Linked DNA regions of Homo sapiens: region 1 is linked to region 2. The links are chromatin loops, found by intact Hi-C in ENCODE. Cell type or tissue: Caco-2. All regions are shown on one strand.

Region 1 (2,500 bases), 120 kb before region 2:
ATTGTTTTGTTGTTGTTGTTGTTTCAATTTCATTTAGTTCTGCTCTGATCTTGGTTATTTCCTTTCTTCTGCTGGGATTGGGTTTGGTTTGTTCTTGTTTCTCTAGTTCCTTGAGGTGTGGCCGTAGATTGTCTATTTGTGCTCTTTCAGACTTTTTGATGTAGGCATTTAGGGCTATGAACTTTTCTCTTAGCAACACCTTTGCTGTATCTCACAGGTGTTAATAGGTTGTGTTACTATTGTCATTCAGTTACAAGAATTTTTAAATTTCCATCTTAATTTCATTGTTGACCCAGTGATTATTCAGGAGCAGGTTATTTAATTTCTATGTATTTGCATAGTTTTGAAGGTTCCTTTTGGAGTTATTTCCAGTTTTATTCCACCTTGATCTAAGACAGTACTTGGTATAATTTCAATTTTCTTAAATTATTGAGACTTCTTTTATGGCCTATCATATGGTCTAACTTGGAGAAAGTTCTATGCACTGTGGAACAGAATGTATATTCTGTGGTTGTTGGGCAGAATGCTCTGTAAATATCTGTTAAGTCCATTTGTTCCAGAGTGTAGTTTAAATCTGTTGTTCCTTTCTTGACTTTCTGTCTTGATGACCTGTCTAGACTGTCAGTGGAGTTTTGAAGTCTCACACTATTATTGTGTAGCTGTCTATCTCATTTCTTAGGTCTAACAGTAATTGTTTTATACATTTGGGAGCTCCAGTGTTAGGTTCATATATATTTTGAATTGTGATATTTTCCTGTTGGACAAGACCTTTTATCATTATATAATGTCCATCTTTGTCGTTTTTAACTGTTGTTGCCTTCAAGTTTGTTTTGTCTGATATAAGAATAGCTACCCCTGTTCGCTTTTGGTGTTGATTTGCATGGAATGTCTTTTTCCACCCCTTTACCTTAAGTTTATATGAGTCCTTATGTTAAGTGGGTCTATTGAAGGCAGGATAGTTGGTTGATGAATTCTCATCCATTCTGCAATTCTGTATCTTCTAAGTGGAGCATTTAGGCCATTTACATTCAACGTTAGTATTGAAATATGAGGTACTATTCCATTCATCATGTTATTTGTTGCCGGTATATATTGTTTTTTAATTGTATTTTTATTTTATAGGTCCTGTGAGATATATGCTCTAAAGAGATTCTGTTTTGATGTGTTTCCAGGATTTGTTTCAAGATTTAGAACTCCTTTTAGCATTTCTTGTAGAGCTGGGTTAGTAGTGGCAAATTCTCTCAGCATTTGTTTGTCTGAAAAAGACTCTATCTTTTCTTCATTTATGAAGCTTAGTTTCACTGGATACAAAATTCTTGGATGATAATTGTTTTGTTTAAGGAGGCTGAATATAGGGCCCCAATCCCTTCAGCCTGTAGGGTTTTCTGCTGAGAAATCTGCTGTTAATATGATAGCTCTGAAGTTCTTTTCTTTATAGCTTATCTGGTGCTTTTGCCTTAAAGCTCTTAAGATTCTTTCTTTCATCTTAACTTTAGATAACCTGATGACAATGTGCGTAGGCAATGATCTTTTTGTGATGAATTTCCCAGGTGTTCTTTGATCTTCTTGTAATTGGATGGCTATGTCTTTAGCAAAGCCAGGGAAGTTTTCCTTGATTATTCCTCAAATATGTTTTCCAAACTTTCAGATTTCTCTTATTCCTCAGGAACACCAGTTATTTTTAGATTTAGTTGTTTAACATAATCCCAGACTTCTTGTAAGCTTTGTTCATTTTTTCTAATTCTTTTTTCTTTGTCTTTGTTGGATTAATTCGAAAACCTTGTCTTTGAGCTCTGAAGTTCTTTCTTCTGCTTATTTGATTCTATTGCTGAGACTTTCCAGAGCATTTTGCATTTCTCTACGTGTGTCTATTATTTCCTAAAGTTTTGATTTTTTTTTATTTATGCTATGTCTTTCAATGAAGACTTTTTATTCTAGTATCACTTTTTGTTTATTTCCTTAAATTGGACTTTAACTTTCTCTGATGCTTCCTTGATTAGCTTAATAACTGACCTTTTGAATTCTTTTTCACGTAAATCAGGAATTTCTTCTTGGTTTTGATCCATTGCTGGTGAGCTAGTGTGATTTTTTGAGGGGATGTTAAAGAACCTTGTTTTTTCATATTACCAGAACTGTTTTTCTGGTTCCTTCTCATTTGGATAGGCTATGTCAGAGGGAAGATCTAGGGTTCAAGGCTGCTGTTCAGATTCTTTTGTCCCAGGGGGTATTCCCTATACATAGTACTCTCCTATTTTTCCTAGGGTTGTGGTTTCCTGAGAGCTGAGCTGTGGTGATTGTTATCTCTTCTGGATCTAGCCACCCAGCAGGTCTACCAGGTGCTGGGCTGGTACTACTGGGTGTCTGCACAGAGTCTTGTGATGTGATGTGAACCATCTGCAGGTCTCTCAGCTTTGTATACAGCACCTGCTCCAGAGGAGGTGGGAAGGGGTGTGAAATGAACGAACTCTGTGAGGATCCTTAGTTTCGGTTGTTTAATGCA
Region 2 (2,500 bases):
TATTCTGGTATAATAAGTCAGATTTGAATGCAAAGATAATGAGAAAATAAAGCCCAGTATATCAAGTCAATGTGCATGCACATATCAGGCTGTGTTTGCTAATTTGTCCAATGGTGGTTAACATTAAGTACAGTCACAACACTTGCCTACACAGAGCACCACAGAACAATTGCTAGGAATTAAGTGACATATGTTTAAATTCATTCACATGAGATATTTTGAGCAGCTCTTGGTTACAATTAATTGTTGCATTAATGTACATAACTTTGTTGTCTAATTTGCTAAAAAGAATGAAATTGGAAACAGCTCAGTTTTTAATAAATTCTTGCAAAGTCAGTGATAGGTCAAACTTAGATAAATCATATTCGACAAGGAAACTATGGTATAGGGAGTGAGTGCTACATTAATTTCAGTCTCACTTTTCTGTCTTATCTACCACACACACATAAAATAACACAAATGCCTTTTTTAAAAGTGGGAACAATGAAACAATAAAAATTCAATGCTAATGGAATTTGTCAATTCTAAAACAATAAAATATTCAGAGCAATGAAGGCAGTTGCCTGTCATTGGTAAAAAATAGAGGAGGAAAATCAATATTTATTTATCTGAAAGAAACAACTCTGGCTTGTAATATTGATATTTTCAACAGGATGAAAAAGCTTTTCACAGAAAGACTTCACTTAAAAAAAAACCTAAAAGGTATTCTATGCATTAGGTTGATCAGATATTTTAAAGGAATATAAAGTTTCCTATGTTTACTATAAAATGTCATATTTCTAAACATTATTATAATTGGCTGTGTTGTGTTATAGAGATTAATCAGTTCCAACTACATGTATTTAGTTCAACAAGTAAGTGTGCTTAAATAGATTTTTTTCTTCTGTGAGGCAAACAAAAAAAAGCTTCTTATCCTGAGCTCTCAGCCCAAGATACCTGCTGATCACAGCAATTATTGTTGGCACCTTGAACAAATCTCTGTTTTCTACTTTGGCCTGCCGCCCTTGGGGACACATCTATGGATTAGAGAGGCTCTGCTGTGGGTGACTTTTGGTTGTTATTTAACTTTGATGCAGCTGAAATCTCTTTAACTAATGCTAGCTTGCTGACCTTTGGCTCCAAGTAGAAGGAATTTATTTGAAAATGAAATGCATCTTGGGACATTCCCTAGTGTTAGAACCTTGATCTAAAAATGTAGCATTGTTTGCTCTCCATTGATCTCTACTTTCAGTGTATTCTGTGACCTAACGTCATTTTAATAGCTATCATTTCCTGTTAAGATCAAACAGGGTTAAAATGAACCGACACCAAATACTTGTTTCTTTATTAATTTTATTTGAAATACTTCTGCAGTTGACACCAATATAAATGTTCACTTTCACTAAAACACCATTTTATTCCAAAAACTGTCAGCTTTTTCTAACAAGATAGATGCACATTATCTTATGAGTTTCTGTTTTCTTCATTTCAATTACATATTAAATATATTTTCAGGTTGAAAAAGGTTTGGTTATGCCAAGAAAATAAATACTTAGAATACATAGAAGCATCTTTATTAATAGATATATTTGAATAAAAGGAAAGTGAAGAGGTGAATAAAATCTATTGGGTGATATTTTAGCACTTAAAAGAAATACAATAATTAAATCTTTACTAATAAATTGTCTATGACTAATAGTATGTATTCATATGATTTTGTCCAAACATTAAGTACTATGATGTGATAAATGAACACTTTTTATGATAAAATCAGCGTTTTTGAGAGGATAAATTATTTATGTAACACCATCAATTTGTAAAGATATAGCTAATATTATGGTGTCAGTCTTTCTGCATTCCTGAGTTTTTTTTATTCATTTAGTCACAAAGACTCTCTCATAAACATATTTTAGTCCATCATTCTTTGCACCAATCAGGCCATTGAATACTTGGGCCACTCTGATTGGCCACAAACCCAAGAAGAGGTAATCCTGGATTTTCAACTGGCCTGATCATGATCTTGACTCTCTGATGACATAATTTAGTATCTGATAGGCCTGATTCTTCAGGTGAATCCTTTTATACTCTCTGGAATTCAGGTGAAGTAAAACTTCCCACAGCAAGGAACATGCTAATCTTTTAGGCTGTAAAATGCTGTCTCTGTATTGTTTTGGATGTGTTTAAAATACCAGAGCATCCTGAACCAGATGTAAGTTAATGAGAATCTCAGTCTGGCATACAACAATCAGAGAATCATTAACTGGATATAATAAAAACTGTAAATTCATCCTATTTTCACTGGGATGAAAATGTGGTGTTTCTGTTACTGAGAAGGCAGGTCTAGACTGCTGTTAGGTTGAGGAGCTAGGGAAACTTGCTTTGATCTAAAGACCTGGTCTTGGTTTAATTCTCACAGTAGTACAAGAACACCCTTCTACCCAAAGCAGTTAGGTTTCTAAATTGTGGGTATGGAGTCATGAATGGACCAACGAAACACATGTTTATGTGTAGTATTCCTTGA

What was found. A loop is a pair of places that touch in the nucleus more often than their neighbours do. Peaks named below come from ENCODE experiments on the same cell type or tissue, not always from the same donor. Only the 100,000 strongest peaks of a DNase experiment are listed, where the experiment ranks them.
Region 1: a loop joins it to region 2, with 8 times the contacts of the local background. A loop is called at or near these places in 2 of 110 quality-filtered maps.

What each region holds. Positions count from the first base shown.
Region 1 is chr2:193,542,940-193,545,439 of GRCh38, reverse strand. No RefSeq gene overlaps it. Among named protein-coding and RNA genes, the nearest start is that of PCGEM1, 790 kb to the right of the region's middle. In Caco-2, no CTCF peak of the experiment used is centred here; no DNase peak of the experiment used is centred here.
Region 2 is chr2:193,427,152-193,429,651 of GRCh38, reverse strand. No RefSeq gene overlaps it. Among named protein-coding and RNA genes, the nearest start is that of PCGEM1, 680 kb to the right of the region's middle. In Caco-2, no CTCF peak of the experiment used is centred here; a DNase peak (open chromatin) is centred at 1,011.